Linked DNA regions of Mus musculus: region 1 is linked to region 2. A link is a loop called in an ENCODE intact Hi-C map of the cell type or tissue named here. Cell type or tissue: gastrocnemius. All regions are shown on one strand.

Region 1 (5,000 bases), 51 kb before region 2:
TGGTAGGACACCTGCCTAGAAACCTAGAATCACCCAGTGAATAGCTAGGGTCATGGCACTATGGCTCTGCAGTAGAGCATTCAACAATGAAAGAAAGAAAGAGAGAGAGAGAGAGAGAGAGAGAGAGAGAGAGAGAGAGAGAGAGAGAGAGAGAGAGAGAGAGAAACTAAGAAAGAAAGAAAGAAAGAAAGAAAGAAAGAAAGAAAGAAAGAAAGAAAGAAAGAAAGAAAATGTTAAGGAAGAAAAAGAAGAAAAACAGCTTAGAGGGAAGTGCACACTTTTTTCATTCATCTTTTTAAAAAGATTTATTTATTTATTTCATGTATGTGAGTACATTGTTGCTGTCTTCAGACACACCAGAAGAGGGCATCAGATCCCATTACAGACGGTTGTGAGCCACCATGTGGTTGCTGGGAATTGAACTCAGGACCTCTGGAAGAGCAGTTGGTGCTCTCTTAACCACCGAGCCATCTCTCCAGCCCCTCTTCGTTTTCCATGCTGATATTTAACATGTCTGCATGAGTGATGTTGGCAAGATAGCGTGGCTTTCTTCAGGAAGCAGCAGTTTCTCATCTTCCTGAAGTCTCACCCCACAGACAGATACTGAGTTCTGAGGACATAGCCGTGACCCACTCCGCTCCCTATGTATAGGAAATCCACTAGATCGGGGCTAGGCAGCTTCCTGTCAGTCAAATTGGCCATGTGGAGGACAGAGAGAGGAGATGTGCAAAGTATCCTGGCACACTGTGTGGCACCTGTACTCCCAGCTCTCAAGAGCCTGAGGCAGGAGGGTCTTAAATTTGAAGCTAGCCTGGGCTACATAACATAATATATCCCAGGCTAGCAGTGTGAGGCGCTGTCTCAAAATACAAAGAAAAAAAAAAATGCTGGACTTGTAATTCGGTTGGTAGAATGCTAGCCTAGCGTGCATGAAACCCTAGGCTTCCTCCACAGCTCTGCATAAAATGGGAAAGGTGGCACACGTCCGTAATCCCAGCACTTGGGAGGCAGGCTGTTGTAGACAGATGTTCCACCATCTTCAGGAGCCTGGCTGGGCCTGTTCATAGTAGATCTTTTCTCAGAGAAGGAGGGAGCAGAAAGGTTCATGGGACTCTCAGTGAGTATCCAGGCACCCCTCTCAACCAGTTGTATACAATTCTGCCCTCCTATGGTGCATGGGGGTGATGCTTTAGGGAGGGGCTAGGGTATAAATGTGGGGAGATCTAGGGGAGGGGCTCTATCCATGCAACCATGAAAAAAATCACTTGGGGGACATCTTAGGGTTTCCATTGCTGTGAAGAGATACTCTGTCCATGGCAATTCTAATAAAACATTCAATTGGGACTGGCTTACAGTTTCAGGGGTTCAGTCCATTATCATCAAGGCGGGAAGCATGGTGGTATGCAGGCAGCAGTGATGCTGGAAAAGGAGCTGAGAGATCCACATCTTGATCCACAGGCAGTAGACGGAGACCGTGAACCTCCCGGGGCATAGTTTGAGCATGTATAACCTCAAGGCCCACTCCCACAGTGACACACTTCCTCCAACAAGGCTACCCCTCCCTGTGGATCTGTGGGGACCATTCCCATTCAGACCACTGTGGGGAGGGGGTAGCTTGAGGGAGCATCTATTCACCTGGAAGAAACCCCTCACCAATGGGAGTAAGGCCAATAGACTCATTGGTAGCCCACGGTGAAGTCTGGTTGCAATATGCCTACCTGGTTTGTTTGGGGACCTTGGAGTAGGGGAACAATACAGAGGGAGGAAGATCAGGGATTCAAGGTCATCTTCAGGTACATAGCAAGTTTGAGGCCAGCTTGTGTGTGTGTGTATGAGAGAGAGAGAGAGAGAGAGAGAGAGAGAGAGAGAGAGAGAGCTCATTGAGTAAAGGCACTTGCTGCTAAGCCTAAGGACTTGGATTGGTCTCTGGGACACACAAGGCAGAAGCAGAGAACTGACTCCAGCAAGTTGTCCTGACCTCTCTGTGTAAGCCGTGGCATTCTCATGCACACAAATAAATGATGTAACAAATATTAAAAATAAAATATAGCATAATGTTGATGTCTAGACAACCGGAAAGGCTATGGCTCTCTCCCGTGCCAGGACACATTTGTCTCCTGTCAGATTTTTCTAGGGACGGAGGGGAGGCTGAGCCCGTGTCCCAGCGTGCCTGTCAGCCAGCCATCTAACCTGCACTGAAAGTCTGGGAGAGGTGCCAGGGCCAGACACACTGGGCAGCAGGAGGCTGGATCCAATCCAGAACCGTGCCTTGGTAACTCTAGTGTACAAGGAGGTGTGGGTGTGCTTGGCTTGGGGTCAAGAAAGCCTGAGACCACTTGTGTGTGTGTGTGTCTGTGTGTGTGTGTGTGTGTGTACTCTGTAACAAGATGCTGGCAGGAAGCTAAAAGGTACATGTCTGCCAACCGGCAGGCTCTTCACGTTGCTCTACAGGGACCAGCATACCGTTCACGTTGCTCTGCAGGGACCACTGAGATCTTTCCACTGGGCCTAGGTTTGAACAGCCTACAGCTTCCACACAGGAAATAAGACGTCAGGCCTGGCATTTGAACTCCGGGCTGGAGGCATGGAGGGGTGGGGGTGGCAAGCTTTTTTTTTTTTTCCTTTTAAATATCTTAAACATTTCATTTATTTGTTTGTGTATGTATGTATGTATGTATGTATGTATGTATGTATGTATGTATGTATTGTGTGTAAAGAGAAAGGCAGTCAAATTGAATCGAACAGGTGAGCTGAGAAACTCTGGGGAGAGTAAAGAGGCAGCAACCCGGTCTGGAGACAGGGGGGTGCTCAGAAAGGTGGGAAGGTTTAGAATTGACCACTACAGAGAGGGCTTTATTTTACTTTATATTCACTTGGCCATGTGCCTCCTGCCTCCATCGTGTGGTTGCATATATGTGAAGCACGGAGCTCACTCATGTGGCGGTCAGAGGACAATTTACAGAATCCAATGCTCTTCTTCAGTCACGTGGGGCCCAGGGCTAGAACTCCAATCGTTTGTTTGTTTGTTTGTTTGTTATTTTTCAAGACAGAGTTTCTCTGCGTACCTTTGGCTGTCCTGGAACTTGCTCTGTAGGTCAGGCTGGCCTTGAACTCAGAGATCTGCCTACTAGGATTAAAGACATGTGCTATCATCACCCCGCTGGAACTCAGATCTTTAAGCTTAGTGGCAAGCATCTTTACCTGTTCAGCCATCTCAGGACAGGATGGGTGGTTGGAGGGGGTTGCCGGGGGTCGGTTCAAGAAGGGATTTTCAAACCTGGCATTGAGGCTCATGTCTGCAAAACCTGTACTCCTGTGGCTGAGGTAGGAGCAGGTGTTCAAGGCTAGCCTGGGCTACACAGTGAGACTATCATTGAACAAAGTGGAAAGGGTTCCACTCCAGCAAATCCAGGGGAAAGGAAGGACTCTAAGAGTCAGAATCCAGGGTCTATCTAGATAATGGGTGGCTGAGCAGAGGTGGGGGCTGGGGCAGAGAAGGGCCAAGGAGTTGGAGCTGCATCTAGACAGAGATCACTAGTTGACGAGGGGAGGAACCAGGTCCCGAGGGCTGGGTTTGTACCCCTTTGCGCTCCCCGTAGGCGGAGCCCTGGGCGGGATATATCCGGGCGTGGAAGCATGATGGGCGTGGCCAGCTGGGGTTGGGCTTGGGGGTCCCAGGGACTGGGGCGGGGCGCGGGCTGGCGCTGCGCAGCCGCGGGGCGGCATCCGCGCATGCGGGACTTACTCGGTTGCAGCCGGCGCCTACTGCCACTCCCGGGAGCATGAAGGACCGAACCCAGGAGCTCCGCACGGTGAGTCCGATCCTCGTGCGCCGCTCACCCGGCGTCTTGTAATTCTCCACTTTGTTCCGGCATGCCACCGAGGCACCTACAAGGGGACGGAGGGAGCCTTGCAAAGCTGAGGGACCCTCGAACCCCCATGGGAGTCCCACCCCTCCGATCTACTTCTGGTCACGGACTCGAGCCCTTCAGCACCGGGACTGATGGCTAGAACCTGGGGTTTTGAGGAACTTTTCAGGGCGTTCCTGTTTGGGGCGATTTGGAGGGCTGTTAAGGGGTTTCGGTGGCGGGATGCAAAATCGTGACCGTTCTTCGCCCGCTTGTCACCGTCCTTGCACTGTCCCCTGGAGGCTGAACCTCTCGTTTCCTTCCCACCCCCCTGCCCAGAGTTCCCCTCCCAACCCCATCCTTGGGCGCGCTGCGGAAACGAGGCCGCCGGGTGGGGGTGGCCTCTGCGGGAGCCGTCTCTTGGGGCTCCCCATCACCTGTGGCTCCCATCACCTGTGGCTCCCGATCCACCCTGGTCGCTTTAGGGATACCCGGCTTGCTCTGGATTAAAGGACTCAACCATATCTACCCTTGGTCCACCTTTGGGCTTCCAGGCAACCCAGGCTGTCATTTCCCAGACCCTTCCCGGATTGCCAGGTCTAACTGCGACCTGGATCTATTTTCCTACCTGTGTGAGAGAGGCCTCTGGGGTGTGGCTCTTAGGGCGGGGTTTCGAGATGAGTAGAAGGCAGTAGAAAGGTTCTAAGTCAGAGCCCATGATCCTTCAATCATGAGACCCCACTTTTAACACAGGGGAGTGCCCTTCTCTGGCCTCAGACCCTAGAGGGACAGAAATTAAGCTCTCCCGTGAGAGGGTTAAATAAGGGCGCCACATCAGATTGTCATATCTGATTCCTCAGCAAACCCCACCCGTTGATTTCTGGGTGTCCCCCCAAGCTGGGTGGCGTCCTAGATCCCTCTCATCTTGTGCCCCACTTACAGCCCTTCATAGAAAGTTTTGTTTTGGGGCTTTTGACCTAATGGCTGTGATTTCTGCCTAGCTTCTCCATCTGTGCCTGGATCCCTCTACCATAATACCAGCCATATCTATGCTCTCCAGTCTAGCCTTCATCCTGTTCCTGACCTGCAAGCGACCCCCACATGCCTTCAGACCTGTATTATTCCTGGCTGGATGCCCAGTGCCTCATCTAT
Region 2 (5,000 bases):
TGAGGGGGAATCTCTAAGATGTAGCAAATCCTTAAGTTCTTCTCACGCATCAGCAGGGATCCCCACATGGAGCCCACTTCTGAACCCCAAGTTCTCCTGCCATTGTTCTTGACTCTATCCTCAAGGCTGTCCTTGGGATATCCCAGGATGAACACACATTCTTCTATTTGCATGCTTTTCTATTCTTGGGAACTTAGTCCCAAGCCTCCTTCTCACCTTTTATACTCCAAAGAGGCCAATGTGGTGTCTCTTTTATATCGAAATCTTTAGTGAAAAATAGAGTCAGCTCAACAACCTCTCAACCTGTAGGTCAAGACCCCTTGGGTCTAACCTCTTACCCCCGCGCCCCTCCCCAAAATTTACATAGTGATTTTTTGTTTGTTTGTTTGTTTTTTGATTTTTCAAGGCAAGGTTTCTCTGTATAGCCCTGGCTGTCCTAGAACTCAATCTGTAGACCAGAAATCCGCCTGCCTCTCCCTCCCAAGTGCTGGGATCAAAGGCATGTGCCACCACTGCCAAGCCCCTACACCGTGATTCTTAACAGTACCAAAATTAGTTTGCAAATTATTTGCAAAGAAAATAATTTTCTGGTTGGGGTCATCGCATCAGAGGAACCGTATTAAAGAGTCCCAGCATTAGGAAAGTTGAGAACCACTGTTCTAGAAGGTTCTGTAGTAATGAAGACAAAGTCCACACTGGCTTTGTAAGCTTCAATAGCACCCCCTGTTAATTTGACAATGACTCACTCTGTAGTTTAGGGTAGCGTGGAACTCATTACCCCAGGCTAGATCCAAACTAGGATTTTGGGATTGTGTCACCATACCTGGCTTTTATAGTGCTTTTGGCAGCCTACCATTATTTACAGGAGTTTCTGTGCCTCTTGGCCAAATTCCTTCTACTTAGACTTGACCTTGACTGACCCAAGAATGTTCCTGCTACAGAGGGGGAACTCACCATGTATTTGGGTTTAAATTCTTATGTAGACTCTGCTAGTTTTGAATGGGTTTTTAGTGAGGGTGACCTTGAACTCCTGACCTTTCAGCCTCAACCCTACCTGCTAGATTACAAGTGTGACCCAACATGCCTGGTCTAGGGAGTGCTAGGGATCGAACCCATGGCTTCCTGCACGCTACACAAGCACTCTTCCAACTACCAGCCCTGGGTCTTTGAACTTTCAATCTTCCTGCTTCAGCCTGCCCCATTCTGGGCTCACAGAAAGGCCCCTCTTCCCGTTGTTCTGTTTGCCAGTCTTCTTGCCCTACATCCATCTGCCAAGATGGCCACTTAATGTCTCTCTAGTGGAAGTCAGATGCCTGCATTCCTAACAGAACCCCTCCATCACCCACTGAAGGTACCATCAGTGGAGGCTGTGGTTGGCAGGCCAGATGGTGGTGCCATCGGGATCCAGCTGACACGCAATCCCAGAATACAAGGTGCAAGCCAGGTGAGGCAACCGGAGACGTGGAGTAGGCATGGCGAGTCACAGGAGCCGGAAATCAGGCAGCTTCTCTCAGGAGGCTGCAGTGGGCCTTACAGGTCAGTTGAGCCTTGGATGGGCAAGGAAAAGAGGGGCTTCTCCCTAGGAGGAAGCGCCTGCTTTGGCAGAAGGTGTGGAGGCTGGCTGAGGGAGCAGAGAGGAGGCGGGGCATCATCACCGTCATCCATCAGCACATTTATTGACAGCCCCTAGGAGGCGGGGCTGGGGACAGAACATACAAAGACAAGGACCTGCCCTCAAAAAGGTTCCATTCTAAGGAGACAGGGACAGAAAAATACAGAATGGTCTTTCCTGGGGGTGGCAGGCTCTCACCTGTGCAGGTCAGAAGCCTCTGTCCTACCTTGCCCCAGGGCCAGCTGCAAGGCCATTGGGGGTGTCCCTGGGCCCGGCTCCTAGGCGGAGGGCCCCCAAACTGCAGGAAGGGTTAGCTCAGGATATGAGAACAATCCAGTAAGCCTTGGCAGTTGTTCGAGCCCAGTAGTGTGGCAGGGTGCGACAGGCCCCCAAGCAAGACCCCTCTGGAAGAAGCAGGACCCCATAAAGTTCTTTTTCATTTGAGGACCTGGCTTGGCACCCTGGAGGCCCCAGCCGGGGAGACGAAAAAATAAAATAAAAAGGCAGAGTTTCCTTGGTGACCGGAGTCCAGCACCCTGCCCACCCCACCCCCAGCCCTCTTCGGGCCTCTTCGGGGAGCCCCTCTTCCCCAGCTCAGCCTCCAGGGCCCTGGGCCTGCCTGAGGCTAGGGGGAGGGGCCTGCCCCTCCCCCCACCCAGGCAGTGGGGGAGGAGGAGGAGCCATGAATCAAGTTTGTCTGGACCCCCGCTGGGAGGCCTCACCCTGGCTCCTACCGATGAGGGGGTTCAGGCTGAGAGGGTCGAGGGCTCAGCAAAGGGGCTGGGCCAAAAGGGCACCCGGGAGAGCCCTTCACTGGGGGCACTGGGCGGGAGTCCAAGGGGGGCAGGCTCCGGGGTACTGCTGGAGGTGGTCCCCGGGCGGCCCCAGTGGGCAGGACGGCAGCAGCAGGGAAGGGTTTGGGGGGATCCATGGCGGTGGCGGCGGCGGCAGCAGCAGCAGCAGTTGTGGGGGCCGGCTGGGCAGAGCGCTCTCGACGCCTCAGCACCTCCTGTAGTTTCTCGGCCTGTGTCCGCCTCAGGTGGGCCAGGGCACGGCCCCTCTGGAAGGCTGGCAGGAAGGCCTCCAGGCTCTGTTCCCCCAGCAGCAGCTGCTCCATCTGGACCTGGGTAGCGTCCAGGAGGGAAAGGGAGAGTTGGGGAGGCAATCTGATCAGAGCCTGACTCCTTCTTCCCCACGGTGACCAGCCAGCAGAGGCCCGGAGCTTCCAACATGGCCCAGCCTCTGGGTTACCCAGACTGGACAGGTGTCCACCTTATTTCCACAAAGAGGGCTGTCCCGTACCCTTCAACACACTTAAGGACCTGCTCCCAACCCAGCCCTGAGAAATGGGCCTTACTACTCAGCCGACCCTGCCCTCCAGTGTCTGTAGACGTCCCTAGGACAGCAAACTCTGCCGTCCTGAGCGGAGTCCAGAAAGTTCTGGAAGCAATCACGGAGGGTTTCTCAGAGAAGACCCCAATGAGACTGGTTTCCCTCCCTGTTGACCTGGCCCCAGCCACCTCTACCCCTCACCTCAGCCTCCTGCTCAGCCTCTTCCAGCTCAGCCTGCAGCCAGCCCAGCGCACATTGGGGGCTCCAGCGATGCATGCTCTTCTCTGGGGACCACAGGGGGACAGACAGGGACTCTGACTCTCCCATTGACTGCAGGTGACTCTACAGTTCCCATCTCTGTGGCCTCCAAATCCTCACCTGGCTTTGTTTTCTTTTGAGGCAGGGCCTCACATAGCCTCTAACTTGGACTGTGTAGCCCAGGCTATCCTTGAACTCCTGATCCTCCAGGATCTAGACCTCAAAGTGCTGAGATTGGAGGCATGCGCAGACAAGTTCAGCTTATTTCTGTTTGTTTGCTATACCGTTGTTTCTTTTTCTTTTAAAAAAAAGAATTTAGTTTTAATTATATGGATGTGTCTGTGTATGGGCGTGAGAACTTGAATGCAGATTTCTGAAGAGGCCAGTGGTTGTCAGATCCAGCATGAAGCTGGAGTCTTTGACCTGCCCAGCATGGGTGTTGGAAACCAAACTCCTATCCTTTCCAACAGCTAAGCCATCTCTCCAGCTGCCACAGTCACTGCCATCATCGCCATCATCATCATCATCAGGTCTTACTATGTAGCTCAGGCTAGCTTGCCAAATGTGGTTATTTTTGCCTCAGCCTCCTGAGTGCTGGGATTACAAACATGTACCACCATACCTGGCTCAGTATGTTCAATAACACGGGCACTACTGAGTGTCTGTGGACAGATGGCCTCCTCACTTCCACATTGAGGCTACCACTACCCAACCCATCAGTTAGGTCAGACATGAGGTGGTCCTACATCCTAGAATATAAAATAAAGCACTGGGAGGTTTTGACCACTAGGGAATCCAAGCTTTGAGTTTCTTCCATTTTTTTTTTAATTTTTATTTCATGTATATGTGTGTTTTGCCTGCATATATGTATGCGTACCCATGGACATCAGAGATATTATTGGATTTCATGGAACTGGAATTATAGGCAGTTGTGAGCTGCCATGTATGGAGGTGCTGGGATTCGAACCCAGGTCCTCTGGAGTAGTAGCAAGTGCTTTTAGCTTTTGAGCCATCTCTCCAGCCCCATTTCTTGTTTTCTGTTTGAGGTTGGGTTTTTACTTATTTAAATGTGTGTATTTACATTTTATTTGCATTGGTGTTGTCTGCATGTGTGTCTATGTGCAGGTGTCAGAGCCTGGCATTACAGACAGCTGTGAGCTGTTCTGTGGGTCTGGGGGTTTGAACCCAGGTCCTCTGGAGGCAGTCAGTGCCTTCAAATGCGGAGCCATCTCTCCAGCCTTTTGATGTTAGGTTTTTTTTAAACTGTTTTAAATAACATTTTTACTTTGTGTTCTTGTGTGTATGTGGGTGGGCACACACATACCACTCAAGAGTTGTAGAGGTCAGAGGTCAATTTCTAGGCGCTGGTCTTTTCCCCTTCCACCTTGTAGGTCCTGGGAAGCAAACTCAAGCTTGCCACCTAGTGTCATTACTTAGTGAACCATCCTCAGCCTTGATGAGATTTTGTTGTTGGCTTTTGGTTTGTTTTTCGTTTTTGTTTTTGTTTTTGAGATAGGGTCTTGGGTAGCCCAGGCTGGCCTCAAACTCACTCTAGCCAAGGCTGGCCTTGAACTACTGATCCTCCGGTGTCTGCCTCCCAAGTGGTGGGACTATATGCATATGTCACCATGCCTGGCTTGGGTCTCCTTTCTTCTACTGCCCAGGGTCTCTTCAACACAACCGTTTGTTTTTGTTTTGATGCAGAGTCTCCCCTCAAGACACAGAGCAGTCTGATCAAGACCTCCTACATAACCTAGGGCTGGTCTTGAAGTTTTGTGATCCTCCTGCCTCTGCCTCC

What was found. Peaks named below come from ENCODE experiments on the same cell type or tissue, not always from the same donor. Only the 100,000 strongest peaks of a DNase experiment are listed, where the experiment ranks them.
Region 1: a loop joins it to region 2, with 2.3 times the contacts of the local background. A loop is called at or near these places in 18 of 42 quality-filtered maps.

The regions. Positions count from the first base shown.
Region 1 is chr5:135,019,799-135,024,798 of GRCm38, forward strand. It overlaps Stx1a (syntaxin 1A (brain)), which reads left to right and starts at 3,684. Exons shown (of 10, transcript NM_016801.4): 1 at 3,684-3,812. The coding sequence starts at 3,783. In gastrocnemius, no CTCF peak of the experiment used is centred here; DNase peaks (open chromatin) are centred at 2,247, 3,681 and 4,190; H3K4me3 peaks cover 1,383 bases; H3K27ac peaks cover 1,175 bases.
Region 2 is chr5:135,071,249-135,076,248 of GRCm38, forward strand. It overlaps Vps37d (vacuolar protein sorting 37D), which reads right to left. Exons shown (of 4, transcript NM_001199677.1): 3 at 3,146-3,228; 4 at 1,652-2,735. The coding sequence ends at 2,343. Among named protein-coding and RNA genes, the nearest start is that of Vps37d, 4.5 kb to the right of the region's middle. In gastrocnemius, no CTCF peak of the experiment used is centred here; DNase peaks (open chromatin) are centred at 2,427 and 2,686.